Linked DNA regions of Homo sapiens: region 1 is linked to region 2. The links are chromatin loops, found by intact Hi-C in ENCODE. Cell type or tissue: PC-9. All regions are shown on one strand. Each heading gives the region's core, and the rest is flanking DNA. Links, peaks and the distances in the headings are about the cores only.

What was found. A loop is a pair of places that touch in the nucleus more often than their neighbours do. Peaks named below come from ENCODE experiments on the same cell type or tissue, not always from the same donor. Only the 100,000 strongest peaks of a DNase experiment are listed, where the experiment ranks them.
Region 1: it touches region 2 in a loop (16-fold over the local background); 10 of 110 quality-filtered maps call a loop at or near these places.

The regions. Positions count from the first base shown.
Region 1 is chr13:101,436,517-101,452,265 of GRCh38, forward strand. No RefSeq gene overlaps it. Among named protein-coding and RNA genes, the nearest start is that of ITGBL1, 8.3 kb to the right of the region's middle. RefSeq lists enhancers at 13,204-14,403, 15,737-15,749. In PC-9, for the core only: no CTCF peak of the experiment used is centred there; DNase peaks (open chromatin) are centred at 13,645 and 14,055; H3K4me3 peaks cover 2,291 bases; H3K27ac peaks cover 2,500 bases.
Region 2 is chr13:101,303,682-101,320,037 of GRCh38, forward strand. All of the region lies in intron 7 of NALCN (sodium leak channel, non-selective), which reads right to left. Among named protein-coding and RNA genes, the nearest start is that of NALCN, 100 kb to the right of the region's middle. In PC-9, for the core only: no CTCF peak of the experiment used is centred there; a DNase peak (open chromatin) is centred at 5,740; H3K27ac peaks cover 752 bases.

The DNA of each region.
Region 1 (15,749 bases), core at 12,803-15,302, 140 kb after region 2:
AACAGGTCTTTAAAAATGTGAAAGATTTAAGTACATGGAGAAGTAAGGGCATTTCAAGTAGATGCAAAAGCAAGATTTTTGAAGATCAAGAAACAAGTGTTGAGGTGGAATTAGGAGTACACAAGGTTTGCTGGGAAAAGGAAGAAGCAAGATTGGGCAGGGGGAGCCATCAGACTTCTGTGCTGACCTGACATTGCCTCTGTGCCAGCCCTGTGGGAGGCCCTTGATCCATGATTGCCCTAAGATTATACTACATTTGGCTCAAATGGCTGGACTCTCAGATCACTGCTTTGTACAGCCAGAGACAGACCATCCTGAGAATATCGTGACCTTGGTTCACACCTGTTTTTGAAGGGGTGAACAGCTGGTGGCGTTCAGCCTACCCTACTCCTCCCAGCTGGTTAACAAGTACTTTTCTGAAGGGAATTCTACACTATATAGCTTTATTTTTGTTCTTATGGCTAAGTGCAAAATGTCAGAAATTATGAATGCTTGTGAGACAATATCAGACTATTTGTAATGGAATAGAAACCACCTTGGTAATCATAAGAAATATTACAGATTGTGAGAAATATTCCTCGGGTCTGTGCTGCTTGTATTTCTCATCGTCTTGCAAACCTGGTGTCAGTCTTGATAGTACTTAATAGATGTACACTGAATTTTTTTTTTGAATAACTGAATGAGTCTAGGCAAGTACTTGTTGCTATGGGAAGGGTATGGGGATGATCCAGTGTTCCAGCTGAATCAAAGAAAACCGAGTTACCTGAGAACATGTGGCAGGGAAGGAGAAAGAAGTAACTAAAGTGGAAAACAGATGGGTGCAGAATAAATTTTACCATCTTTATTCTTTGAACTAAGGCTAATTCTGTTCCAAAAGAAGCAATTGACTGTAAGCACAATGCTTTCTCTATAATCTACTAGCATGATTATCTTGCTTTGTATGCCTGACTTTTGCAAGCATCGTGTTTCCACCTCATGAAGTTGTTGTATGAGTTAAACAAGATAAAATATCACATCTTGTTTATTCCAAGAGGCAATTATTTTGTTCACATTTTTGACAAATTTGAAATTGGATCAATAGCAATGAATGGCATTTTGCGATCTCTATTGGTAAGTCATGATGATGCACAAACATCCAAAGCTCTGACTTTGAAATCTGCAAAACTGGTGTCAGGAACTTGCAAGAAAATTCTGAGATAGTAGCAGAGCAAGTGAGTTGTGTTGAGCACGAGTGGGCCATGGTGACTCAACTGAGTTCAGAAAACTTCTAGAAGTTGGAATAAAAAATTGGGCAGCTATAGAAATATACAAAGAGCTCAGCACCAAAGGGATTTGGCTTCTTTCATAGGTTGTATTAAGTAAAACTGCATCACCTGCACTTAAGGACAATATATAATCAGAGGGTGATATATTGTATGAAAAACACAGTCATATGATTCCAAGTTGAAAAGTGAATAGTTGGACTCTCCAAAGGAGTTTTAGGAATATCTCAATTTATTTCACCTGTGTTTTCTTTTTATTTCTATATAATAATATGCCAATATAATGATGTTTTGGTAAACAAGGAACCACATATATGATAGGGATCCCATTAAGGTTATAAAGCCATATTTTTACTGTTTCTTTTCTATGTTTGCATATGTTTAGATATACAGATACTTACTATTGTGTTACAGTTGTCTCCAGCATTCAGTACAGTAATGTCCCATACAGATTTGTAGCCTGGAGGAAATAGGCTATACCATACAGCCCAGGTGCGTGGTAGGCTATCAGGGTGTGTATGTACACTCTGTGATGCTCACACAGTGATGAAATTGCCTAGTGATGCACTTCTCAGGGAAGACCCTGTTGTTAAGCAATGTAGAACTGTAATAGGGAGATATGACAAAAAATATACTTCTAAATAAGCCTAAAATATCTCTTTCAATAAATATAAAATTAAAATCTAACTGATAAGAGCCTGTGTCATAGTTTAGTTTGCCACATTTTTTTCTTTTACAGTGGTACATAAAATGATGAAAAATCTCTCAATGGATGGTTGTATTTGATAAACTATGGCATGAAAAGTAATTGATACATCATAAGTTCTCAATGAAAGTGAATGGACTGGATTTTTTTTATTAGTTGTTGCTTACCAATCTTAAAGAACTTAGGTAAGCCATTATAAAGAATTCCTTAGAATAACAAACACAATAAAAATAAAAATATAGAAGATAAACCATCCAGTTAATATCTTCTTGTTCCATAGTATAGGTTTCTCATTAACAGAAAGAAGTATATGCTGTTTTTTTCTGCTTTTATATCCAATCAATTATAAATAGACCTAGGAAGACAGTTAATTTAAAACATGACAATTAAAAAACAATGAACTGCATTTTCTTTCCATTGTATTAAATAGTCTTTCAGTACACCAGGACACTTCTAAGAATATTTAGGTTTTCAATAACTATTTAATGTGAAGCTTCATTTGACTCTACAATGCCAAACTGACTGATTTAGGGGCTAAAGTAACTGAAGGAACAAGTTGCTTGACCATTTCAACCAGAGCTTGAAAGGCAAGTGTAATTTATTGTGTTGCCTGGTCAAGAGGAAGGCAGAAGGTGATAGGAGAAGTGGTAATCGACTGGGCTACCCACAGAGGAGGTAACAAGCTGCTGGCTTTATCATTCAATACTTTTCTCACTCAAGCTACTTTTTTTTTTTTTTTTTTTTGGTTACTGGTCTTATTTACCCCTCCTTTATTCCATAAAGAAATTCATATCTTACTGTTAGTAATTGATCTAGATTATTATATCAAATAAAAATTTCTATGACTAAATTTCATTTTCTGTTTATGAAAATGAAAAAGTTTTGTGGACAGTTTTCATCACAATAAGGCAGTGTTTATGGCAATTTGGTCAAAGAAATTACATCAAAATCCATATAATGTCAGTTTTATAAGTTGAATATTATTATGGGAAAATGCTTGGGCTCTCATATTGGCTTTTATACTGTGATTATTATTCCCATAACACGTTTTAGTGTCTTACACAACTCAGGACAGAGTCTCTTGACCCTGGCGCTAGCACACAACCTCATGAGCTTCTCTCTTCACCTATGGAACCTGTATTTAGTTTGTTGCCTGTGGTTCCCGAGTGTAGCTCTAGTGGACCAGGCTGTGTAGTAGGAAAGGTCTTGGCACAGAGTTCAGATCAAAATACACATAAATGAAATATATTTTTAACTTCTGGAAACTTATGCTATATAAAATAGCTCTATATGAATACCTATTAGCAGAAGACTCATACTTGTTTTCATCATTTCCAACTCTGATATGTATGTAAGATATATATATATATTTTATTAATCTATTGTATATAATATATAAATAAAGCATCAATCCTATTGACACTATTCCACAAGATAAGGAAAGAGGGAATCTTCCCTAAATCATTCTATGAAGCCAGTATCACACTAATACCAAAACCAGGAAAGGACATAACAAAAAAAGAAAACTATAGACCAATATCCCTGATGAACATAGACGCAAAAATACTTAACAAAATACTAGCTAACTGAATCCAATAGCATATCAAAAAGATAATCCGCAATGATCAAGTGGGTTTCATACCAGGGATGCAGGGATGATTTAACATACGCAAGTCAATAAATGTGATACATCACATAAACAGAATTATAAACAAATACCACATGATCATCTCAATAGATGCAAAAAAAGCATTTGACAAAATAGAGCATCTTTTTATGATTAAAACTCTTAGAAAAATCGGCATACAAGGGACATACCTTAATGTAATAAAAGCCATCTATGACAAACCCACAGCCAACATAATAATGAGGAAAAGTTGAAAGCATTCCCTCTGAGAACTGGAATAAGACATGGATGCCCACTTTCACCACTTCTCTTCAACAGAGTACTGGAAGTCCTAGCCAGAGCAATCAGCCAAGAGAAAAAAATAAATTGTATCCATATCAGTAAAGAGGAAGTCAAACTGTCACTGTTTGCTGATGATAATATTGTATACCTAGAAAACCATAAAGACTCCTCCAAAAAGCTCCTAGAACTTATAAATGAATTCAGCAAAGTTTCAGGATACAAAATTAATGTAAACAAATCAGTAGCTCTGCTATATACCAACAGCGACCAAGCTGAGAATCAAATCAAGAACTCAACCCCTTTTACAATAGCTGTAAAATAAAAATTAAAAAAATAAAAACCTTAGGAATATACCTAACCAAGAAGGTCAATGACCTCTACAAGGAAAACTACAAAACACTGCTGAAAGAAATCACAGATGACACAAACAAATGGAAACACATCCCATGCTCATGGATGGGTAGAATCAATATTGTGAAATTGATCATACTGCCAAAAGCATCTACAAATTCAATGCAATTCCTATCAAAATGCTACAATCGTTCTTCACAGAACTACAAAAAAAAATCCTAAAATTCATATGGAACTAAGAAAGAGCCCACATAACCAAAGCAAGACCAAGCAAAAAGAACAAATCTAGAGGCATCACATTACCTGATTTCAAACTCTACTATAAGGCCATAGTCACCAAAACAGCATGGTACTGTTATAAAAATAGGCACACAGACCAATGGACCAGAATAGAAATAAACCCAAATACTTACAGCCAACTGATCTTCGACAAAGCAAACAAAAACGTAAAGCAAGAAAGGATACCCTATTCAACAAATGGTGCTGGGATAATTGGCAAGTCACATGGAGGAGAATGAAGCCAGATCCTCATCTCTCACCTTATATAAAAATCAACTCAACATGGATCAAGGACTTAAATTTAAGACCTGAAACTATAAAAGTTCTAGAAGATAACATCAGAAAAACCCTTCTAGACATTGGCTTAGGCAAAGATTTAATGACCAAGAACCCCAAAGCAAATGGAACAAAAACAAAGATAAATAGGTGGGACTTAATTAAACTAAAGAGCTTTTGCATGGTAAAAGAAACAGCAGAGTAAACAGACAACCCACAGAGTGGGAGAAACATCTTCACAATCTATACATCTGACAAAGGACACATATTCAGAATCTACAAGGCTCTCAAACAAATCAGCAAGAAAAAAACAAACAATCCCATCAAAACTGGGTTAAGGATGTAAACAGACAATTCTCAAAAGAAGATATGCAAATGGCCAACCAATATATGAAAAAATGCTCAACATCACTAATGATCACGAAAATGCAAATCAAAACCACAATGCAATACCACCTTACTTTCACAAGAATGACCACAATCAAAAAATCATAGATGTTGGCATGGATGCAGTGAACAAGGAACACTTTTACACTGCTGGTGGGAATGTAAACTAGTACAACCAATATGGAAAACAGTGTGGAGATTCCTTAAAGAACTAAAAGTAGAACTATCATTTGATCCACCAGTCACACTACTGGGTATCTACCCTGAGGAAAAGAAGTCATTATAAGAAAAAGATACTTGTACATACATGCTTATAGCAGCACAATTCGCAATTGCAAAAATATGGAACCAGCCCAAATGCCCATCAATCAATGAGTGGATAAAGAAACTATTATATATATATATATATATATACACTTAGCCATAAAAAGGAATACTACTTAGCCACAAAAAGGAATGAATTAATGGCACTTGCAGCAACCTGGATGGGAGAGCATTATTCTAAGTGAAGTAACCCAGGAAGGAAAAACCAAATGTCGTATGTTCTCACTCATGAGTTGGGGGCTAAGATATGAGGATGCAAAGGCATAAGAATGATACAATAAACTTTGGGAACTTGGGGGAAAAGAGTAGGAATGGGGTGAGGGATAAAAGGCTACAAATGGGGTTCTGTGGATACTGCTTGGGTGATGGGTGCACCAAAATCTCACAAATCACCACTAAAGAACTTACTCATATAACCAAACACCATCTGTTTCCCAAAAACCTATTAAAATAAAAAATTTTAAATATACATAATATATATTTTATATAATGTATATTATAAATTATGTAATATATTTTAATAGTACATAAAATATTTTGTATGTTAAAATATATAATATTTTATATTATATTAAATATATAATATAAAACATACATATAAAACTTACATATTAGAGTTGGAAATGAAATATTTATATACATTTATATATAAATTATATGAATATATAAAACACATATGTATATATGTTTATGTGTGTATAATATACGTGTGTGTCTGTATACACACGTGTACATATGTGTGTGTATGTGTATCTGTTCTTCATCTATTACTAGAAGACACTGTGGACAAATACATAATATAATCATAGAAGTTCAGCATTAGAGAAAACTGATATTCCCTTCAAGCATGCCCTTGTGGAAACAGAATTTAGGAGGTTAAGAAACCTGGCCAAGGTCTTCAGCTATTGGATTACAAAGGCAGCAGCACAATTCATCTCTGAACGGTTAAGTCTCCATGCCACTTGTGTGCCTAGTTACGTGTGTGCCTAGTTACATCCTCCTGCTTATTAACAGCTAAATACCACTTTAAGAATTAAAAATCTATTCATTGGCATAAGAATAATATTTATGTGATAAGTTTCTTTTCCCCTAAAGTCAATGAAAATGACTCCTAGAATTTTTTCCTAAAATTTCCTTCTAGCATCAACTAGAACGGCCGAAATATTCAGAAGAGTGAAAGAATATTTCTCATCCCAGAGACTCCTAATATTTCCAGGTGTTTTTGCTATGTGGGAGGGAAAAAAAGCCCTCTGGTTCTGTGCTAACATCTGGAAAAGATGTTAACTATACACCTTTTTTTTTTTTCTAATTCCACAGATCTGGCTCAGCTGAGAAGCTCTTTTTCTTGGAAATGCAAACTTATTTTTATTGCTGCCTGGGAATATTTAGCCTTCCTGAAAACTTTGGTGTGCCTTTTACTATTTGAAAACCTGGAAGGTGCCTTTGAGTGAAAATATCATTCAAGTAGGTTTTGAGTGAAATTGAGATTTTTTTTAAACTTCAAACTTGACTGTAAGTGATTGTAACAATTAGTGCCACACATATATGGAGAGTTCAGTAGGTGCTGTTTATTATCTAACTGTAGATTGGCTTTCTTGATGTTTTTTCATAATAGATAGAATTTTCTTTGTTTTTATATTTTAGTTGCCTAAATTCATCTCATTACCGCACGTTGATTTTTGCCTTCCATTAAGCTTGAAATACTCTCATTTAGTTCAAAAGGTTGAGTTTAATCAACATGTTATTAAAAATTTTAAACCATTTATTATTCATTTATTTTATAATTCATTCTGTCAGCAAATACTTGTTGAGGCTTTTCTCTGTGCAAGATACTGGGGTTACAGCAAAGAACAAGAGAGAAATGGTCCCTGCTCTCACAGAACTTGCATTGAAATGGGGGAGTAGTAGATTATTCACAAGTAGATAAAGATATGGAAACAATAATATTAGATACTCGTAAGTACTATCAATCAAATGGGATAAAGCGTGCTTGGACAGGGGAGTGGCTTTAGACAGCACAATCAGGGATCAGCCTCCTCTTTCAGAAGGTGGCATTCGAAGAGAAGCCACTCAGCATGTAACCTGGGGGAGAGGGATCCTTGCAAAGGGGGCACTGAGGCAAAGAACAAGCTTAGGATGTTCTAGAAACATGAGAAACAGAAAGCCTCTGAATGGTTGGAGAGTAGTGAGTAAGGGGAACAGTAATGAGAGACGAGGTTAGACAGGCTGACAGAGCCACATCACACAAGGCTTTGTAGGATTTGGGAAGTAAGTAATCAACAGAAATTTATGGAGCAATGTAATAATGGGAGGAAGAATCAGTGAAAGAGTGAGTGGAGATGGAAGGAAGGAATGAAGGAAGGGAGATATTGTGTAAAGATACAAACGCTGATTTTGCAGAGAAATTAAAAGTACCTAGAACTGAATTGGACAAGAATATTCTGCCTTTTCCAAGGATAGTGATGGTCAGAGCACGGCATACCTTGGTCTGAGTTAATATAGGTAATACGATAGGGGAGCGGGCAGCTGGAAAACGGAAACAAGTTAACAAAAAGAGATACACACATTTGAAACTGCTTTAACCAGTACTATCTGTATTCGTGGTTATTCGAATTGCTTCAACATGTGTATAATGTGTAGTGTGGTATGTGTACGCATACATTGATCCTTATTTGTATCATACTTTAGATGTGCTTTATCAGTATAATGAATATTAGAATCAGTTTTTAATTGGTGGGATATATGTTGTTTAAGTTAAGGGGTTGGCTTGGAGTGATGCTCTTGCATAAATAAAGTGTTAAAACCAGCCAGCCCATCAGTTACACCAGCTTTGAGGTACATGAGGTCTGGAGGCCATGGGTTCTGGTTCTATTCACTAAAGACCTTGACCACAAGAGATTTGCCAATCCTGTGGGTGGTAAAAATGCCACTGAATATGCTTCAGAAGATTCAGAGGGAAGCTTCTATACAAAGCTTAGGTTGGTATATCAGAAGACAGAGGGGTAGGGATATTACTTTTCCAGATAGGCTGTGTGACCACTCTTGCGTGTTTGCTGATAAATGCCTACGTGTTTGGCTATTTCAGGTCTGAGGCTCACTTTCCTTGTGACAAATGCCTGATAGTTTGTGGGGCAGAAACTTACAGCTCTCCTTTCTCCCTCTGTTGGGAACCACCTGATACTGCTGATGTTGCCAAAAATCCATCTGAATGACCAAACCAGTTTGTGTTGGTCAACTAAGTCAGTGTCCAAAAAAAAGCAAACAAGTGAACAACAGGGCTTGGTATGATTATTTAAGATCTTCTAGCCCTGGGGATATCTTTATCCACACCCACATTTTGATGGACAATAAGAACTGCTGTCATGTTTGTTCACATTTACATTTCTGCAGTCTCAGACCAGTCCTTGGAGAAGCTTGAAGGGTCAAACTGTCATATTCTCCCAAAGAATCTACTGGAGAAGTTATAATAATAATGCTTAATATCTCACAATTCAACTTGCCTTTAAAGCCCGGCATCACTTTAAAGTAAAAGAAAAGAGAGATTGTATCCAGACAAGCCATAATTAAAGAAAGGGTTTAGCCTAGAAAGAGCTTTGATTTCTGATGATGAATAGAAGTGTATGACTAGAAATAAAGCAACAAAGACTGGATTTACCAAGATTTCCAGTCATTTCCTACTAAAATCTTGAGGAAATTTACCATCTTATGCTTGCATTTCAGCCCCTGAAATGGAAGCGTCATGGGAATGCTTTCTGCAGTGGGGATGTTTGAACAATGAGTTTATTAATTGATGCATGTAGACAAGAGACTGTTGGGTGGTGCTAGGAAGAAGAAACCAGCACCCTCAGAGAAGAGATAGGGGTAGTGCCCTGCCCCGTGCAGAGTGGACTTTACTGAATAGAACTTCATACCCTAAGAACTGGATTGCCCCTCATCACTCTGTGGCCTTGGTATACATATGAATTGCATTATTTTTAAAGGAATATGATCCTTGAAAACAGTTTTAAAAGACAAATGATGCACTACTAATAGACTTATGTAGGAATCCCCTGTCCCATCCTCCTATCTCCAGTGTGGCTACCCTGAAGCAAGAACCTTCAACTTCTCTACCCTGAATCAACTGCAGTGCCATTCTCCCCAATGGCATTTACCTCCATGTTTCTAAGTATGTGTTTGTGCTGCTTGTAGTTGATTTATGGTAGAGAAGACTTTAGCTCTCTCATATTACCATTCCATTTCCTCTATACCCCTGCTTCCTAATTTGGTGATATTACCAGTTTTCTATTTGCTTGGTTGTCTATGTACATATGGTTTGTTTTCCCCTTAATCCAGTGCTTCTACTTGTCAAATTTATCATGTCAGATCTGGTAGGTCCATTTTCTGTTCTCTTGAAGATCTGCCTTCTAAAGCCTCACATTGTTATATAGCAGTCGAGAGTAGTTGTTCTGCAACATAGAACTTGCCTTTGAAATTCCCCTTAACTTCATTATTTGTTCTTATTTTCATTTTTCTTCTGAGATTTATCTGAATTCCTGGATCCCATGTCTTCCCTGTCTTGATTTTTTGACCTGAGAGTAGTGAATCAGATCTTCTATCAGCTTCCCAGGAAGGGGGCCAGGATGAAACATTTTTAAAAACCAATATATCTGAAAGTATTTTAATTAGCATGTATGTTGGATATAGAATTATGGGCTGAAAATCACCATCATTCTGAATTCCAAAAAAATTGCTTCCAATGTTACTATTAAAGCATCCAATACCACTCTAGTTCCTGGTTCTCTGTATGTGACCATTTATTCTCTTTTGGAAAGTTTTTTAAAAATATTACTTTCCTATTATTCTGAAATTTCCCCAAGATGTTCCTTGGTTTCCATCATTTTCATTCATCTTTTTACCTGTTAAGTGAGACTATCCAATATGGAAACTCATGGTCTTCAGTTTGGGGAAATTTTCTTGAACTTTTCTTCAATAATTTTATCCCCTTTATTATTTTTCCTATTCCCTTTCCAGAACTCCTATCAGTTAGACGTCAAATCTCATAGATCAGTCATTTAATTTTTTAGTCTTTATTTGTATCAGTGTTTTGGCTTTCATTTTTAGGAAACTTCTCCTCATTTATTTTTCAACCCTTTTAGTGACTTCTTTCCAGCTAATTTATAATTCACTTTTTTGGCACTGCATTCATTTTTGATTGTCCTATTTTTATGGCTGCACATTTTTGCAAGCCCGGATCTGCTTAGCTCTCTGAGGAGAGGGATTATACTTTCTTACTTAAGTTGCTTCCTGTTGCCTTCATCATCTTTGTCATCTGAGTTTCTTTCATTTGTGCTTTGTTTTTTTAGTTGTTTGTTTTGACTTGGGTCTTTTATTTTGGAGGGGCTCCTTCAAGTTCTGGTGCCTAGTAATCCTTAGCAATCTTTTTATTAAAAGTGTGGTTTTGAAAGTCAGAGTGTAAATTCACAGTATCTTAGTAGGACCTATTGAGGGTGAGCTCCACCACAGATAATTTTTTTATGAAAGCCTCAAATATTCACATTCATATCCATTGTGTGTGTGTGTGTGTGTGTGTGTGTATATATACATATATATATGTATATATATGTTGAGTTTTCTAAAAACTAACAATTTAATCGATAGCCCCTGAGGGAAATAAGACTCGTATAGGCCAAGTAAGGAAACAGGGTGGATTATCGCTGTTCAGTTGGCTCAGTTTCACTTAATTCCTCTTTTCTTTCATACTGCCTTCTGCTGTGTCCAGTATTCCTGAGTCTAAAGCCTGGGGTCTCAATTGGGAAAGAGGTAACTTCCTATCTGAAAGATCACAGGTGAAAATCTGAGGTCAAATTTCTCCTGTAAGAGTATTTATACAAATCTTCTTGTTAACCTCACACCTCACACATCTTGTCGCTTTCAGTTTTTGAATCTTTGAGTCTTTTCTGCATTGTTGACAGAAGCACAATGATGGAGCTGTCCAGCTCTACAGTTTCCATATGTGAGAGGCTTAATGATGTCAATACTGTTGGAGGTAGAGATTAGGGAACTGTCTTGAATCTGAGTGATCAGCCTCTGGGAAGCCTGTCCTCTTATGCACAGGGCAAGTCTCGGTGAGAGGGGCAGCTGTGACTCATCAGCAGTTATTACTGTCATCAGCGAGATGGGTGGATACATGGGCCCCGGAGAGGGGATCTGGGAGGCACCACAACATCCACTAGGGAGACAGTCAGAGTCCAGATACAAAGTAACTTATGAACTCAGAGAGTATTTGGGCTTTATACTATAAACAATGGAGAGCTACTACAATATTTTCAATAGGGAATGGACGTGATGAAATTTGCATGCTAGAAAGATGTCTTAGGGAGCAGGATAAATGTAGACACAAAAAGATAAGAATAAATGCAGAGAGACCAGTTGGGAGGCTATGGCAATAGTGTACGAGGTATAAGATGAAGATCTGAAATACATACATTGAAGTGGAAGGCTAGATTACTAAGAGGTGGGCTCAATGTGATTCAGGGATTTACCAGAAAATCCAGATGAATTGTAGACAGGAACCAAAGGTAACTCTCACAATTATGTCTACAGGGAATAAGTTAAAATGATATGATTAACAAAAATTGGGAATATAGGAAAAGGATCTGGTGTTATATAGATTCAAGCTGAATCCACAGTCATCTCAGGGGGATACCTAAGGCCAAAATGTCATCTGACAACTGATCCAGAATCCACTATATCACCTGCATCCTTTGTTGACTCATAAATTTATTATTTATGTTGTACATTATTTTTAGTTATTTTTGCCATAAATATATATCGAGTATGTAATATGTATTGGGCACTATTTTAGATGATGGCAGAAAAAAGTGGTAGCCTATGTAATGGTAAACTAAGAAAAGTAAAGCAACCGATGGGATCTTTCATAATATTTTTCTGGGCAAAATGAAGAAATAGGTTCATATCAGACAACTCAGTACACTTGTAAGTGGTTGGATGGCCTCTTCAATATGTGCTAAGAGGCTAATATTGTCTTAAGAAAGATTGTATCTAAACTTGGTCCTCAGCCTAATTTTTTTTCAAATATCTTCTTAATTATTTGAATAAAGGTACAGAATGTGTGCTCATCATATTACTTTTGAGAGGGTGAAATAAATATAAAACAAGTAACCATAGTTATTTTTACCGACTGGATAAAAGAACAAAGCTTAGATGAAAAATAATAAAGATAAATATCAATTTGTGTTTGGGGAAAAATACACTTTTAAAAGCACACAACTGGGACAACGTGGCATTCAAAAAAGTGAATATGACCTTCAGTTTTATTGGGAGAAATATAGCATATGAAACAAGAATACTCAAAGTACTGATCTATTCCACATCCATTAGGCCACAGCTTCTTGAATGGTTTCAGTTGTATATATCATACTTTCCAAAAGGCATCCATCCCAGAAAAAGCAAAAATGCTCAGAAAATCAGGGTTTTGAAAGCTTGAAGTTATAATACGTAAGAAAGAGGTGAAGGCAATGAAAATATTTATCTTTAAGAAGTGTAGAATTGTTTGGGGGTTATATAGACTGGGGAATATACTATTACATCATTGAATATTTGATTCAAGGCTAGTGGCTAGAATATTATTTTAAATGTCTTCTTAGAGTAGACCTGGAACCAAGGGGTGAAACCTTCAAAGCAATTCTCAGAAAAGGATGTGGTCCTCTTAATTTTTGTTTTTTTACCAAGGCCACCTAATTACTTGGCAAATATACGGTATGTTATCAACAAATTTAGTTTTGAACTAGACAACCTTTAAAAAATACCTTGAAGGCTGAAATTCTCTGATTGTGTAACCTGAGGACTGAAGGACTCCATTCAAGGACTAGGGTGTTTTCAATCTTTTTGAATTCAGTTCCAGATGCACCCGGTCCTTTCAGGCACCCTTCATTATGCATCCAACCTACTGCTGTGTCCCCAGCCAGCAGAAGTGAGAAACTCAGGACCTTTCTTGGCACATGTGCGTCCTTGAGGTTCTGAAAACTGGGAAAATGGAAGGAGTAGGTGTTTCCAAGGCATTCAATACTTTGGTTAAAAAAAAAAAAAAAGAATGCTAAAAGGCATAAATTTAAAGTTACCCTTTGATTTTGACAGAGTTTCTGTGGATCCAAGACTTTCGACTGAGTCACCAAGTCAGCCACAATATAACTATTTCAACTGACTGGGAATATTATTTCTGAGTCATAGTAATGTAATGATCTGAACATTTATATTCTCTCAGTTACCTAGTACATACTAACTTCATTTCAAAGGTGAATAATATATTAAAGAGAATATTGCTTATTGAATACTACACTGTATGAAAATACTACAGGTTAAAAAATCACTTAAATCCATTAAAAATGTTCAAATATCAAGTCCCTATTTCATAATAAATTTTCCCTCAGAAAATATGCAAGGAGTAAACAATACATGACTCATTTATTAAAGCTTCCATGTTTTTATTGCAAATTCCTAGTTGGGCTTTGGAATAGATACTTCCCTTCTATCATTACCACATTCTCTGAGTCACTAGGTTTCTAGATGTTGACAGGAAAGCCTGTTCCTATGTCCTTGTACTATCACACGTGGGCAGGATAAAATGTAACTCTAGAATTTGTACTAAAGGTGGGTGGAAATTCCACTCTTAGATCCAGGCACCCTCAGGCGTCAGCCCTGAGCCCTGTGCTTTGCAAACTTCTCAAGCTATTATTATGTAAAAATAGATATCTTGGGATATTATTCAAATGCACTCTGTGATTCCTTAGAGCTGGGGTTGGGGCCTGAGAAGTTGCATTTCCATAAGTTCCCAAATGATGCTGATGTTGCTGCAGGTCCATGGACCACGCTTTAAGAACAACTGACTTAGTAATTCCCATTCTGTCTCTTTTAGACAGGCCCTTCCCCCACAGGCTGCAGTTCATGTGACTTAGGGAACCTGCCAACTCAGAACCTGTGTCCTTTTTTCCTAAGCCGCACTTTGGTTATCCAAGACCCCAGAATTACCTGTCCAGACAGCCTCCCAAAACTGTGCATACCTGTCCCCAGTCTGTCCTTGCAATAGAAGACTCCACCAGTGTGTACACACCTGTATCTAAGTGTGGCCAGAAAATCAGCTATTTGAAAAAGGTTAAATTGTGTGGGTAGGGGTTGGGGGGTGGGGGGACACACAGATGGGCCTCATGCAAAACCTCCCCTATTACAGGGTGGAGATTGGGGTAGAAACAGAAATGTACTATGATTAGAGGACCTTCATCGTCTTCTTGCTCCAGCAGGCTAGTGTTGTGGTGGTCTTACCCTTATACCTACTTATATATAAAGGACAGGGAGAAATCCCATCCTATTATGGCTCATCCCTGATTTTAAGGATCTGGGACCACAGATGATTCTTGGATGGTTCTATTTCATGAGGAAGGATTGCATGTACAGTGCTCTTCTTAGGGTGAATGAAAAATGTTTTCCCCCTTCCATATAACCCTCTACACATTTTCCCAGATGACCATAAATGTAGGGGATAGTGTATGCACTTTGGATTTCAGCTGAAATACGACTAACTTCCTCTGTGAATTTGAGCAAGTCAGTTGACCTCTTTGCCCTCAGTTTCTTTATCTTTAAAATGGGAGTAAGAATGTCTCCCTGTTCTCTTCCATCTCCTTCTTATTTCTACCCAATTTAATTCAATACTTTTTTCAGTTTTTTGTTCAGATGCTACCATCTTTGATTAGATCAAGTGCCTGTATCTCATCTGGAAGTAACTTCTCACTGCACTTGCAACCCTTTGTTCTTTTTTTTTGTGGTTTTGTGTTGATTAATGTCTTTCTAGCTCATTGGACTCTGAGAGAGCAGGGATCATGTCTCCTTAGTTCTCTGTTATATTCATTCTGTCTTGCACAAAACCTGGCACCTGATAGATGCTAAATCCCCATTTGCTAATGCATAAATAAATGTGTGATTATTGTCATAATTAGAGAAAACATACTAAATGACTGGCACATAGTAGGTGCTTAGTAAATGACACCAATTGTTTTTCAGTGCAATTTGTGCTATAAATAAACATTTAATTTTCTTTTCTCACATTTGATATATGGGGAGAATGGGGTGAATTTGAGACAACTACAATTTAAACTGTCCAAGTCACCAACAAATTGTGGTGTGATAAGCTACTGGCCTAAACAGCTGGAAGCATGACACGCTTTTTAAAGACTAAAGAAATGAAATATCCAGTTTAAATCAA
Region 2 (16,356 bases), core at 4,670-7,169:
TTGGGCAGCTGTGATCTGGCCTGCTTATGCCTGGAATAAAATGTCTTTCCGCGCTCTCATTAGGCACATTGGCAAGACGGCTGCACCAGGCCAGAGCTCATTTGGCCAGCAATCATACCTTTCTAGCAAGTATCTGGGCTAACGACCTCAAGAGAGCAATCAGACATTTGTGCTGTGGCTGATGGAGTAATACTGACTGGCTATTCCTGACTGGGAGGAATACAGAAAAATCATCCCTGGAAACACTAGCTAAACTCTAACATGCAGAGAAATATGGAGCAATTGGCAATTATTTAAAACTTTAATAGTATTTTATTTAATTCACTATTCAGAAGGTATAACTCACTGTTCTTGTTCATCAACCAATGCAGGGTATTCATAAGTCTTTTTGTAGAGTGTAGGTGTTCGTCTTACAAATCACTTTGCAGCCAGGTGTTTGAGCTTCAATGACCTCCATTTAAATCTGAGGAAATATCTAAAATGATTTTTATTTTAAGTTTTTGTACTTTAATTTTATTTTTAATTTTAAGTACACTTATTTCAGATGTAAAGACTTTTTTGTTATTTTATTATGTTATTATTTTTATTTTATTTTTAAATTTAAGTTCTGGGATACATGTGCAGAATGTGCAGGTTTGTTACATAGGTATGCATGTGGCATGATGGTTTGCTGCACCTATTGACCCATCATCTAGGTTTTAAGCCCCACATGCACTAGGTATTTGTCCTCATGCTCTCCCTCCCCTTCCCTCCCACCCCCTGACAGGCCCTGGTGTGTATTTTGTTATTTTTTGAGACAGGGTTTGGCTCTGTCACCCAGGATGGAATGCAGTGGTGCCATCTCGGCTCACTTCAATCTCCGCCTGGGATTACAGGCGGATGAGGAGCTGGGACTACAGGCACTCACTACCACGCCTGGTTAATTTTTGTATTTCTTGTAGAGACCAGGTTTCGCCATGTTGCTCAGGCTGGCCTTGAAGTCCTGAGCTCAAGCGGTCCACCCACCTTGGCCACCTAAAGTGTTGGGATTACAGGTGTGAGCCACCACACCTGGCCTGGAATAATTTTTTTCTTTTCTTTTTTTTTTTTTTTTGAGACGGAATCTTGCTCTGTTGCCAGGCTAGGGTGCGGTGGCTGGATCTCAGCTCGCTGCAATCTCCGCCTCCCGTGTTAAAGTGATTCTCCTGCCTCAGCCTCCCGAGTAGCTGCGACTACAGGTCCCTGCCACCACGCCCAGCTGATTTTTGTATTTTTAGTAGAGATGGGGGTTTCACCATGTTGGCCAGACTGGTCTTGATCTCCTGACCTCGTGATCCGCCCGCCTCAGCCTCCCAAAGTGCTGGGATTACAGGCATGAGCCACCGCACCCGGCCTGGCCTGGAATAATTTTTAAAGAAAAAATTATTGTTATTGTTTGTTGACAAAATCCGGCATTATATACCTGACGGTTTTTATGAACCTCTGTACTAGATTCATTCAACAAGATTAGGAATGAGAGGGCAGGTCAAACGTTGTCTCTTATTGGGACATGAAGAAATGGAGTTGAATGTTGTATCCAACTCTCTTACTTGGTTAATCTTGTCACTTTCTGCCTTCTCATCACTGGTGGTTACTTATTGGTTGGAAGGAAATAAGTATCTCCTATGATAGTTGTGTTTCGTAATTCTCTTATAGTTGAATAAATTTGCTATTGCCTAATGGACGCTTATAAAATATCCAGCACAAATCATTGAAGTTAAAGAGGCACAAGGACATTTTATCATCTACATAGACATTTTAGCAAGACAATTCTTTCATTTGGCCTATTTAATTTTTCCAGCCTTTTAACCCTTATGTTTTGACCTAGAATTCACAACTACCTCATACTGCAAAAAGAGACAACAATCAAAAGGCTAATATTCAAGGTTTTAATCTTATTTGCACGACAAATTCAAGTCCAACAATACCTCTTGTCTCCTTTTATCTCAAAGCTTTAATTTTAGGGAGACACAGATTCTGTACAATGTAGGTTATACCATTGTTTATCTCATTTTATTGGAAAAATGCAGTATTTATAAAAGTTTGTCCAAATTTTAAAGTTTAAAGTTGTTTATCCTTTTTGTCCCTTTGTAGATTGTAAACTCCATGAAAGCAGCCACTCTGTGTTGGTCACCACCATATTCCTAGGGCCTGGGCCAGTGCCTGGCAGATGAAACACAGGTATGTTAATCTGGACAAAACATAAAATGTAGATTAAATGGGCAAAGGAAAGTAACAAAGCAGAGAGAGGTCAGGGAGAGGGGCTGGTGGAAATATTCAAAGAGGAAACACATGTAAAAGGGAAGAGTGTGTTGGACCATGTGAAGAGCCACAATTATAGAGGTCAGCAGACTTTGAAAGCCGGCCAGTCTGCTCATCTGCCATCCTGGAGGGTCTCCAGGAGGGGACTATCCAGATTAATTTCCATGAATGGTGCCCGAGGCCAGTTGGTGACCCACACCAGCTGCCAGAGCTCCCGAGGCTGCAGACCTGCTTTGCTGACTAAGGATGCCCCAGGCCCTCATTGCCAGACTCAGCCACCTCCCTTGAGAGGTGCTGCATTCCCCACATCCCTTCCCACAGTATCTATCACGCATTGCTAGCTCAATGGCTCCACTTGTCTCCAGACACTGGCTTCCATTTCCTCTGCAGATGCCCATTTCATGGCCTCATGTGACCCTTCTCCCACGTCGGTCCTCAGAAATGTGGGCCAATGGGTTGTTTTACCCTCTATGTCGAGAAATTCCTCTAGGTCCAGCCGTGCAGGCACTGACAAAGCTGCTTTGGCCTCCCCTCTGCCCTGCCCTTGTCCTGGTGATTCTTTTATACCAGTCCTGATGCTGGCTTTGACTTTAGAGCCATTGCTTGTGTAGCTTCAGTGTTCACATGGCATTTGCAGGAGGTGGGACACCATCGTCCTCCACCTCAGCATCCCAAACGTTAGAATATCATCACATTCATTAAAGTGGCTGAGACTTGTCATGAATTGCTGTGGGTCAGGCTTGGCTCATTTAATCCTCACTGACACCTTAGTACTACAAACACCATTTTACTGATACAGAAAGCGAGTTAAGCCATTTGCTAAGGTCGCATGGCAAGGAAGTGCTACTGTGGGTTGGATCCTGCCCTCCATGCAAGCTTAATCCCCTGTCCCTATCAGGCTTTCTTTGTGTGGAGGAAGTTCAGGTGCTATTATCAGGTGCATTTTCTTGGACTCTGAGAACCCAGGCTCCTTCCTGCGGTTTCTGAGGTAAGGGGTGGGGCTCTGAGATGCCTTCAGTCCCTGGAAGAGCCAAGCATAGGCTGGGTTTGAAGTTCATGTTGTTGCATGATTATTAACCACAACCAATAGACATGAGCATCTTGTTTGGGGCCATTATTGTTATGAACTTCTAAGTCAGGGTAAGGTCTCAGCTTCATTTTCCTGCTACTATTATGGAGATCCTTGGGTGCTTAGCCCCTCTTTGTCGCTTGGAGAAAAACCTCATGTTTTGGTATGATTAGCTTCTGAGCAGAGCGATGGTGGTCTGGGCCCCATTAGACAGCTCCAACCCATGGAAGCCACAGACAACTGTTGGCCACAAACCCAGAACAGTCATAACTTTGAACTTCCTAGGACTGTCACAGATTACACAGATGGAGAGAAACATCCTGTTACACACCAGGCCTTTCTCTATTTCAGTTCTCCACCAACACACTGGCAAGTCGTTCTTATCACTCTTACATTAAAAATGAAAAGACTGTGGCTTAATGAGACTAAACACATCCCTGAGTTCACCCAGAGTGGATGTCTGGAGCGGCATTCCAATGAATCCGTGCTCGCCTCCACAGACTATGTTCTTTCCACTCTGCCATGCATGTCTGAACTTTCTGAAACTTTTCTTGGCTTGGTTTTGAGGAATTTGAACAAATTCCTGTCTGGTATACTTTGTGAGAGCAAAAATTCTGCTTTTAAAGTTAAACAGACTAGCCCAAGAAAAGGGAAGGGAGGAGGGGTGAAATTTCCTTCCTGCATTTTGGATTAGCAATAGTTCTTCTGTGCTTTTGCTTGGGTTGAGGAGAACATTTCTCTGCCTTCTCTGCACTCTTAGCTCCTCAAATGATTGTCCAACAAGAGTAGGTAAAGATAGTTTTAAATATTCTTAGAGTTCTAACCAAAATCCGATATTTAAAATTTAAAAAGCAGCAAGATTTTAATTATTTTCACTAATCTGTTAGGTAAATCAGAACAATATAAAATTTAGCAGTGACTCTGGTTTAGCTTTTGGGTGTATTGGGTGTACCTTTTGGATATTCCATACGATTACTGAAATTCTAACTATGGCTTTGTTCTGTGTTAAAAATGTAATCATTTGAGAAATATAAAATAGAGAAATTAGTTTATAACAATAAATTTGTTTTGACTTCAATAAATGAAGTCAAATTTCATGGCTTCATTTTTGGAATATATTTATAATGGACTGGGCATTTTGTCCTTTGGTTATTTAAGCCTGTAGTAGATATTGCTGCTTGCGACTCTAGACTCATTCTTCTCTTCTTCCTGGGCGCATGGCTGCTCAGTGAGGGAATATGTTTCCTAGAATTTCCTGCAAGGAGTTGTGGCCTTGTGACAAAGTTCTTCCTGATGTATGCAACTCCCAAGCCATCTACAAAAACTCCTTCCCTGGACTCATTTTTCCCTTCCCTTCCACCAGCTAGAAATAGAGAAGCCAAGGACAGACTTGGAGAGTAAGTGTTGAGTTTGGCAGAGATGCCACAGAGGCCTGCACTTTGGGATGACTTCATGGGGCCCAGCTCATCCAAATACCCACATACCCAGGATGGCAGCTTCAGAAAGAAATCAACTTGTGTCTTGCTTGAGCCATTGTGTTGTGAGTTCTCTCTTTAAAGCTTACTTTACCCCAACTATTACATAGACTGAGACTCAAAGTAGCTATGGTCCGTGGGCCCAGTTCTCAGAAACGGCTGATGTTCACAAGGATGTCTGTTTGGAAAAAATATGCTAACTAAAAATTATTGACATACAGACATTTTAGGATTTCACACAAGTATATGAAGCAGATTGGACGGTTCAGGGAAACAAAACAAGGCAAAGTTCCAACTGATGTCTGATAAAACAGCTCTTTTTTTCTCACAAAAGCCACTCTACTAACCTTGCCCTAAGTTACTGGCATACCAAGACACAGAAATTCACACTTCATACCTACACTTAGCCCGAAGAATGAACTCCACCCATAGATCTAAAATAACAAGGTAAAATGTACAATTTAATGTCACATAAAGATTTGCTTAAGATTCTTTGAAATGTTCAAAGGAGATACTTTGAATATGAGATTGTTACTTTTTAAATATAGGGTTTTGGTTTCATGACTAATGGTATGATTCAACAACATGGAGCAATAAATTATTTCTCAAGAAAAAGCATTATACTTTAATTTGTCCCATTTCAAGGCTTTAAAAATCTTGCCAAAATAATGCTATTTTTACCAAATAAAATGTTAAAATACAGGCAAAGTCTTAAGAATAATACACACACACACACAATTCAACATTACTAAACTCAGACATACCAAAGAAATTCACATTCTTGAAAGGACTACCAAGCCTGCATCTTGTTATTCTAGGCAAACAAATATGAGAAATATTTAGTACTGGAATAGGAAGTATTTTGGCAAGTTTTTGCAAGTGCTTTGACCTCACAGTTCATGACCATAATGAATGGCCACCTCAGTGATATAAATCAGACACCACATAGTTTGATAAAATGTAGGGATACATTTCCTCATCTGTCAATCAAAGCATGCTCATTGGCCACTTCAGCACATCAACCACCCCATATTCATTTTGTCTATTGGCAAATAATTCCTAAGACAGTCTGTCTTAAATTTCAGCAAGACTCTAGTGTAATGCCTTGTGGTTTGAGTGAAATTCACATCATGTAACCAAGCTTTTGCAAATTTGATCATTTTACTTTATGGAAAATATTTTCATCTCAGCCATTGTTGACTTTGTATTCTTGACAAGAATTAAGCAAGTCTCATTGATCCTTTACTGTGTCAAAGAAAACAATTTTAAAAAAATTGAGCATGTGTAGTTTTCATTATTCAATCATGTTTTCTGTTTTGACATAAAAAGTGAAAAAATTCTACCAGCTATAGCATTTTCAATCTAATCACATTACTGGAACTTAACATGTAATGAAACCGAGATCCTCATATTTCCCCTCAAACATGCTCTTCTGGAAGTTAATGGCAAGTCTATCTAATCACTGAGGCCAGAAGCTTTAGAATGATCTTTTCCTTTTAACACACAGCCAATCTCTTAGTAAATCCCATAAAGTAAACATGAACACTATATTCAGCATCTTCTGTGACCTCCACTGCTACCACCTTTGTCCAAGCCACTGCCATCTCTCGCCTGGACTCTTAGGACAGTCTCTTCTGTCATTGCTTCCCTTGATTCTATTCTCTGCCCAGCAAGCAGAGTTGTCCTGATCAGTTTTGTCTCGCCTCTACTCAAAATGCTCCACGGGCTTTCCATCTCATTTAAAAGGAATAGCCAAGGTCATTACGTTGCCCTGGAAGGCTCTACGTGATCCATTCCTTGTTACCTTTCCAATCGTATTCCCTTTCTCTTTCTCCATAGCTTCATTCAAGACCTGTTGGCCTCCTCATATGAGGAGGAGAGCATGGGGCATGCTTCCTTCTCAAGGCCTTTGCAAGGGCTGTTCCCGATGCCCTGCACACTCTTCCCCAGAGAGCCATGTGACTTGCCCCTTCCCAACTACTACATTTTCCTTGAAGGGACACCTTCATGGCCACCTTATCTGAAACTGCAATTCCTGCTCACACCTTCCCCTCTCTTTGTCTGCTTTCCTTTTCTCCTTGACACTTATTACTACGTAGCATGCTATTTATTTTACTTACTTATTTTCATTATTTCCTGTTTCCTTTGGTAGAATTTGTCAACTCCATGAAAGCAAGGATTTTTTCTCTGTTTTTCACTGTTGTGATCAAATGCCTAGCACATAGTGGGTCCTCAATAAACTATTTTTGAATATTGAATGGATAAAATATTTTCCCATATAATCAATTGACCAGGAAGGAAACTGATAGAAAAATAGTAAAGAAACACATTCACATATAATGGAAATAAAGTCAGAACTGAATCAGAAAATAGGATATTCACATATGGAATGTGTAAAAAAATCTCTTGATGGGGATGGCACTGAATCTGTAAATTACCATGGGCAGTGTGGCCATTTTCACGATATTGATTCTTCCTACCCATGAGCATGGAATGTTCTTCCATTTGTTTGTATCCTCTTTTATTTCATTGAGCAGTGGTTTGTAGTTCTCCTTGAAGAGGTCCTTCACATCCCTCGTAAGTTGGATTGCTAGGTATTTTATTCTCTTTGAAGCAACTGTGAATGGGAGTTCACTCATGATTTGGCTCTCTGTTTGTCTGTTATTGGTGTATAAGAATGCTTGTGATTTTTGCACATTGATTTTGTATCCTGAGACTTTGCTGAAGTTGCTTATCAGCTTAAGGAGATTTTGGGCTGAGACAATGGGGTTTTCTAGATATATAATCATGTCATCTGCAAACAGGGACAATTTGACTTCCTCTTTTCCTAATTGAATACCCTTTATTTCCTTCTCCTGCCTAATTGCCCTGGCCAGGACTTCCAACATTATGTTGAATAGGAGTGGTGAGAGAGGGCATCCCTGTCTTGTGCCAGTTTTCAAAGGGAATGCTTCCATTTTTGCCCATTCAGTATGATATTGGCTGTGGGTTTGTCATAGATAGCTCTTATTATTTTGAGATACGTCCCATCAATACCTAATTTATTGAGAGTTTTTAGCATGAAGGGCTGTTGAATTTTGTCAAAGGCCTTTTCTGCATGTATTGAGATAATCATGTGGTTTTTGTCTTTGGTTCTGTTTATATGCTGGATTACATTTATTGATTTGCGTATGTTGAACCAGCCTTGCATCCCAGGGATGAAGCCCACCTGATCATGGTGGATAAGCTTTTTGATGTGCTGCTGGATTCGGTTTGCCAGTATTTTATTGAGGATTTTTGCATCAATGTTCATCAAAGATATTGGTCTAAAATTCTCTTTTTTGGTTGTGTCTCTGCCCGGCTTTGGTATCAGGATGATGCTGGCCTCATAAAATGAGTTAGGGAGGATTCCCTCTTTTTCTATTGATTGGAATAGTTTCAGAAGGAATGGTACCAGTTCCTCCTTGTACCTCTGGTAGAATTCGGCTGTGAATCCATCTGGTCCCGGACTTTTTTTGGTTGGTAAGCTATTGATTATTGCCACAATTTCAGAGCCTGTTATTGGTCTATTCAGAGATTCAACTTCTTCCTGGTTTAGTCTTGGGAGGGTGTACGTGTCGAGGAATTTATCCATTTCTTCTAGATTTTCTAGTTTATTTGCGTAGAGGTGTTTGTAATATTCTCTGATGGTAGTTTGCATTTCTGTGGGATCGGTGGTGATATCCCCTTTATCATTTTTTATTGCGTCTATTTGATTCTTCTCTCTTTTCTTCTTTATTAGTCTTGTTAGAGGTCTATCAATTTTGTTGATCTTTTCAAAAAACCAGCTCCTGGATTCATTAATTTTTTGAAAGGTTTTTTGTGTCTCTATTTCCTTCAGTTCTGCTCTGATTTTAGCTATTTCTTGCCTTCTGCTAGCTTTTGAATGTGTTTGCTCTTGCTTTTCTAGTTCTTTTAATTGTGATGTTAGGGTGTCAATTTTGGATCTTTCCTGCTTTCTCTTGTGGGCATTTAGTGCTATAAATTTCCCTCTACACACTGCTTTGAATGTGTCCCAGAGATTCTGGTATGTTGTGTCTTTGTTCTCGTTGGTTTCAAAGAACATCTTTATTTCTGCCTTCATTTCATTATGTACCCAGTATTCATTCAGGAGCAGGTTGTTCAGTTTCCATGTAGTTGAGCGGTTTTGAGTGAGTTTCTTAATCCTGAGTTCTAGTTTGATTGCACTGTGGTCTGAGAGACAGTTTGTTATAATTTCTGTTCTTTTACATTTGCTGAGGAGTGCTTTACTTCCAACTATGTGGTCAAGCTACCAATGACTTTCTTCACAGAACTGGAAAAAACTACTTTAAAGTTCATATGGAACCAAAAAAGAGCCCGCATCACCAAGTCAATCCTAAGCCAAAAGAGCAAAGCTGCAGGCATCAAGCTACCTGACTTCAAACTATACTACAAGGCTACAGTAACCAAAACAGCATGGTACTGGTACCAAAACAGAGATATAGATCAATGGAACAGAACAGAGCCCTCAGAAATAATGCCACATATCTACAACCATCTGTTCTTTGACAAACCTGACAAAAACAAGAAATGGGGAAAGGATTCCCTATTTAATAAATGGTGCTGGGAAAACTGGCTAGCCATATGTAGAAAGCTGAAACTGGATCCCTTCCTTACACCTTATACAAAAATTAATTCAAGATGGATTAAAGACTTACGTGTTAGACCTAAAACCATAAAAACCCTAGAGGAAAACCTAGGCAATACCATTCAGGACATAGGCATGGGCAAAGACTTCATGTCTAAAACACCAAAAGCAATGGCAACAAAAGCCAAAATTGACAAATGGGATTTAATTAAACTAAAGAGCTTCTGCACAGCAAAAGAAACCGTCATCAGAGTGAATAGGGAACCTATAAAATGGGAGAAAATTTTTCATCTGACAAACGGCTAATATCCAGAATCTACAATGAACTCAAACAAATTTACAAGAAAAAAACAAACAACCCCATCAAAAAGTGGGTGAAGGATATGAACAGACACTTCTCAAAAGAAGACATTTATGCAGCCAAAAAACACATGAAAAAATGCTCATCATCACTGGCCATCAGAGAACTGCAAATCAAAACCACAATGAGATACCATCTCACACCAATCATTAAAATGTCAGGAAAGAACAGGTGCTGGAGAGGATGTGGAGAAACAGGAACACTTTTACACTGTTGGTAGGACTATAAACTAGTTCAACCCTTGTGGAAGTTGGTGTGGCGATTCCTCAGGGATCTAGAACTAGAAATACCATTTGACCCAGCCATCCCATTACTGGGTATATACCCAAAGGATTATAAATCATGCTGCTATAAAGACACATGCACATGTATGTTTATTGTGGCACTATTCACAATAGCAAAGACTTGGAACCAACCCAAATGTCCAACAACGAGAGACTGGATTAGGAAAATGTGGCACATATACACCATGGAATACTATGCAGCCATAAAAAATGAAGAGTTCATGTCCTTTGTAGGGACATGGATGAAGCTGGAAACCATCATTCTCAGCAAACTATCGCAAGGACAAAAAATCAAACACCGCATGTTCTCACTCATAGGTGGGAATTGAACAATGAGAACACATGGACACAGGAAGGCGAACATCACACACTGGGGACTGTTGTGGGGTGGGGGGAGGGGGGAGGGATAGCATTTGGAGATAGGCCTAATGCTAAATGACGAGTTAATGGGTGCAGCACACTAACATGGCACATGTATACATATGTAACAAACCTGCACGTTGTGCACATGTACCCTAAAACTTAAAGTATAATAATAAAATAAAAAAATGTATATAGGGAATGATTAAAAAAACTGTCATTAGGCATTAGCTAGCTGCATCAATCAGAGACACGGAAAACAAACATATGAGTACATGTGAAATTTTGGAGCAAGGGCCAGACTAATGTAGGAATAGGTGGCATTTTCCTAATATGCTTATTCTATGGCAGATGGTTCCTATATTTTACAGCCTGAATAGTTCAGTCACTGTGAATTCTCTATCTCTAGTAAAATACAATCATATTTGGGGACTAGCTGTACATACCACAGCACCTCTTATTTCCACAATATCACCCACATAAACCCAGGAATCACTCAGTTCTCTATTCTCGATATTCGAACAAATGCACAGGACAATTTTTCAAATGAATACAAAATGCAAATTATACTGAACAAAAAGAATTTCATGTCAAAGATCCTCCCACTAATAAGGCTTTGATTCAGCCTTTAAGTTTCATTAAAACCCAGCAGCAGCAGACTCCTGTACAAAGGCAGGTGAGCAAAGCTTTGTATTTAACGTGTCATTTGGATGCATATGAAATCTGTTGACTTGCCTGTACTTAAGTTCATACCTGAGAGTGTACTTGTTAGTTGGTTCCCACTGGCGGGAAGAGGACAATGCTGGCGAGATACTAAAGTGATGCTGCCTGAACGTACCTCCAGTGAGATGCTAAGGAAGGGCTTACAAAGGAAAAGGGTTAACGATGGAGAGAGGCTTTAAGGAATAAAACGTAATACAAAAATAAATAATCATTATTTGTTTAATTAATATGTTTAATCATTATTTAATTACCAGTAAATTAACGAACTGTAATGCTAGGGAAAAATTGGTCAAAATGAGAAATATGATCATATTCACAAAATGCCAATGTGGTTTTAACTTAGAAAGAAAAATTGTCAAAACGATAAAATAATCATTAATTCTAGAAAGTCTAGATAATCTGAACACCCTTAAAGAAGAGAGCGAAAACTGTCAAGAGCCAGCAAAGGCTCACTGGGAAGGCATCAGTTCCAACCAGATTTCTTTTCCTTCTTAAAATATTTATGTATGTATGCATGCATGTATTGATATTACAGGATCACTAGCAGTATAGATCTAGTAGCACTTAATTTCAACAAGATAGTTCATATTTTATTCTTTAGAGGAGATGAAGAAATGGTAGTAGGCCTAGATGAATTCACAGCTGACTGCACAAGCTTATCTATACTAAGTTTCTATGTAGAAATTAAGGGAGAAATTCTACATTAATTTAAGATATAAACAGCAGAAAACTTTCTTAGTAAGAATGTGTACACCACCCATTTAATATATAATCTCTCAAGAAAAGTCTTTAATGAAACTAATCTATGCTTTTAAACTAGTGTCTAATCATAATGATTAATATCAAGTAATCATTAATAAGAATTGATCTAATGGTGTTTCTTAAATATAGTAAACACAAACACTAGAAAGCATATACTTAGAAATACCAGACTCTTTTACCCTAAGAGGGTAAAAATGAAACATCACTACTGAGGTGAGTGTTCAGAGTTGGTAAGACTTGACTCCTCCTTTTAAGCTACCAAGCCTGTTTTTTTTGTTCCTATCTGATATGCTCCTGATCTGTCTTCAGTGCCAAAATCTCCCCTGAAATGACCAGTGATGGGACAAGATATATTCTCCTCTTCCTTGCCTTCTTTCCATGTTATGCAGTGTGTTCGACTTGGAAGAGAAGTCAAGTCACCCAATACTCAAGTGACAGTTGTAGCTCTGTCACTAATGAAAGGAAAGAATCAAACTTAGTCTATAGACTAAGATACTTAGATCATATATGAGAATCCACTCTTAAAGTGTACAATGCTATTCAATAAATGTCCTTCTCATCAAAACTTAAATGCCTTGTCCTCTTCCTCTCCCACACAGCAACAGATGACAATGGTCTAATTCATCATGCTAATTAGCAAATAGATTAAATTATGTACTAATCCCTCTCAGTTCGATCAGCCCTCAATCTAACTGAAGGTCATTTATTGCCTAGAGGAGTCCTAAGTACCCAGACATTTTATGTTCATAAGTGAGAGAGACCTCACTGGTTAGGGCGACCTCCTAGGATTCCAGATTTATTCTTCACCTACAGAGCATACTGGCACCACCCACTGTATCTAAATTACCTATTTATTTCATGTGTTCAAGAACATTTTGTTTCCACATTCATCTTTCCTGACTTTCTGTCATTACTGAAAATATTATGTGAGGTCCAGCAAAGAAAGTTTCCATTTTCTTAAGTTCAAACATCAAATTTTTCTTGGATGGAAATCTTAGCCATCTGTCAGCACTCTGATTCCCTGTCAAGAATATACCCTTTTATACCTGTACTCTGGAAAATTCTTTTTTAAATTTCTTGTATACATTGCAAGGAGAAAATTAATGTTCAGTTTATATGTTCCTTGCTTTTCAAATGTTCCAAAGGTTGGGACCAGGTGACCATCCACTCTAATCCTTACAAATTTTAAAATTATGTCTTCCTGTAGATTATCATAGAACAGATTTATGAGAAAAAAAATGCTTCACTGATAGGTGCAGATAATTAAGTACTTTCATGATGCTAAATATAATGTATTTGATGTAGTTTTTAGATTGTTAAATGCCTTTTCATTTTAAAAATAAATCTATAATTACCTTGTATACTTAACCTTAATTTTCCAGCTATTCTGTAAATTCTTTATTGAAATGCACAGTGTTCAATATATTTTTTTTAGCTTCATCTCCTCATCTTAGGATTTTCTAAAAATTAACCAAAGCCAAATTTTGTTTTCGAGGGATTAAATGGCTATTTCCTGAAATTGTTTAGTCAAATATTTAGAAAGTTGTTCTGAATCATTTAAGTTTGCTTCCACTTATTTTACTGTACAAAAAAGTCTTTTTAAGAAAATATAATTATTTGTATAAATAATAATGTTTGATATAGAACATCTTTACAGGTGAGGACATAGAGATAATTTTATGAGATGAAGGCAAGACATTTTACTCATAAACTAGACATCCTCTGGAAATGCTATGAAAGTCAAGGAAGAATTTTGATCTGATTCACCCTCCTTAGCCATTGGCTTGCCAATCTCCATCTGAAAAGTGCACACCAAGGACATTGTCCAGAAAAGCTAACTTCTCCCTCGTAAGCATCATTGGTTTAAACCCATAAGGTATGGTAACCATAGGGGATCCCTGATTAATTTCCTATTGTACTGCTCAGGATGGCCTCTGTGATCCACCTGATCTGGTCAATTGCATCTTCTAACATCACTCCAGATTTCCTCCATATAACCAATTAAACTACTCCTTTAGCGACTCCTGTGATTTTGTGGTTTCTCAAACATGGACGCCCTCTCTTCCTGTTCTTTCACACCCTTACCTCTACATGGGCCAAGAGCCACTCTGAAAGCCTCAGAGATTTAGGAAGGTTATGTTTCCTCACCAGTGGCTCATCAGTGTTTGCTTTATTATAATGCTTACCTCTGCTTACATAACCCACATAAATGTTATGTGCATTTATTCTTTATATATGCATAGATTATTCCACTTTTTTTTAAAGCTAAAAACATTATCTACTTATTTTTTAACGTATTGAAATGTCAGTTCTTCCGGGATGACCCTGTGATAATAGAGGAGGGAGATCCTTTCTTTGTGGTTTTGTAGTATACAAAAGTACATTATTTACAGATATACTTGCTCAACTGGGTTTTAAATTCCTTAATCTGCTCTATCCCTTCATTACCCCTTTTCCCATTGTCACAGAATCCTTAGGGTGTCACTTCACCAGCCGGAAACCTCTGTAGCCAGTGGCACGTTTGCCCAAGTTTTTCTCACCCGCTGGGCTCGTTCTGCCCACCCGGCCTGGCAGGCAGCATTTGACTTTCACTACCAGCCTGGATCCCATGCCCACCAAGGTTGAGCCAGGTGGGGAGCAGTGCGGGGTGCATGAGTGAGTGAGCATGGAGTCTGGCCATGGTGCACAGCCAGACACGCTGGCTGCGGTGGGGTGGTCAGCTCTGGGAACTGGCATGGGCGCCGGCTCCCTGCTGTGGCTAGACCAGGCATACTGCAAGTGGTTTCAGGATCCCTAAGCATGAACATTATTAGAACACAGTGAAGCTGCTGCATTTGGAATTTTCCATTGTCATCAGAAACTAATATTTCTGAATAGGGGGAAATCTTAACTATGTGAAGAGACACCTAGCACTTTCAGCTATGGAAGACCTATTTGACATCAATTTCTGAAAATGACTTGGCTCTTGAGCAGAAAAATGTAATTAATTCCCAGATATGTGTACTTCATGTCCCTTTTATCCTTAGTAGGCTGAAGAGGCTAGAATTATATGCAACTAAGGAAATCCACCCCAGGGAACTTTTCAAGAAAGCACTACAATTATTGATAATTCACCAATAAGAAAGCCCTAAAACTCAAAACTGATGTTTAAATTTTTAAAACCTTTGTGGATACAATTAAGCATGATGTATTTTTAGAATAATTATGACACTGCGCAAGATTGTCCTCACATCTTTTTTTTAGTGAAGAAGACTTCATTACAGCTGACAAGTGACTCATAAAAACAGAAATCCCTGCCTACTCTTCAAACTCAATAAACCTGGACAAAAGAAATAAAAACCTAATAAACACCCACCTGTGGGTAAAGTGCTGCTGGATGTTGTTATGAGTTGAATGGACTAGAAATAATAAACTGGGTACCACTGGAGGGAAAATACCTGCAGCTCAAATGCATCTCAAGGGGCACATGAATGAGAACTGCAGTATATTTTGCAGAATCTCTTAGCAGGACTGTGGATGAGCCCAGACAAAATGGAGGAAGTCCCCCAAGGTACAGCCAGATATAGAAAGTGCTCAGAAACTCTTTCCTCTGTTGGTCACAGGGCTTGTCTAGTCCTAACCTGCTATAGTCAGGGAACCTCATTATCAGGACCTCTCTGCTCCTCCTGCAGCCTCTCCCACCTATTGTTCTTGGCCCCTTTAGTTTGATGTTCTTGCTTCATCCTGTGCCAAACCTACTGATAGTGGAAGCACTGATTTGACTCAACCACACAGGACACCCAGGCTGGAGTGACACTTCTGAAAGATGAAACCTTCTGCTTTAAATAATGAAATACTCAGAAAACACAATACCTTCTGAATCAAAGCGATTTTATCATAGTCAAAATATTGGCCTAAATATACTTTGTTATATTTGATTACATGTTTTTAGAAGATACGTAAACCATGATTTTGAAGTGATTTTTTTGGTACATACGTTCCCATTTTCAAACATTTATGAAATGCATGTGTTTTACCTTTATGATGAGAAAAAAAGGTAAAAGATTTTAAATCAACAAGTCATGTATATTTTATATACAGCCATTTGTTGCATAGAAGAAGGATTTTCTTATATATGTATAATGAACAAACAAGGCTGAATTTAGATGGCTCTGAAAATGTGGACTCATATCAGGAAATATATCAAATTATCATTTTACTTTTATATAAAGTTGATAATTCACTGCTGTGAAAACTAACCAATATAAAATTTATGAATTAAAAAAATAGCTATTCTATTCCCTAAGCATCTGTGGATTTTTAAATAGGTCTTTTTCTTTTAAAAATCAATCTCAAACACACAATCCCTAAAGCCAAATTCTTCTTATGTTTCCCATGATAGTTAACTAATCTTGTTCTTTCTGCCCATCTCATGT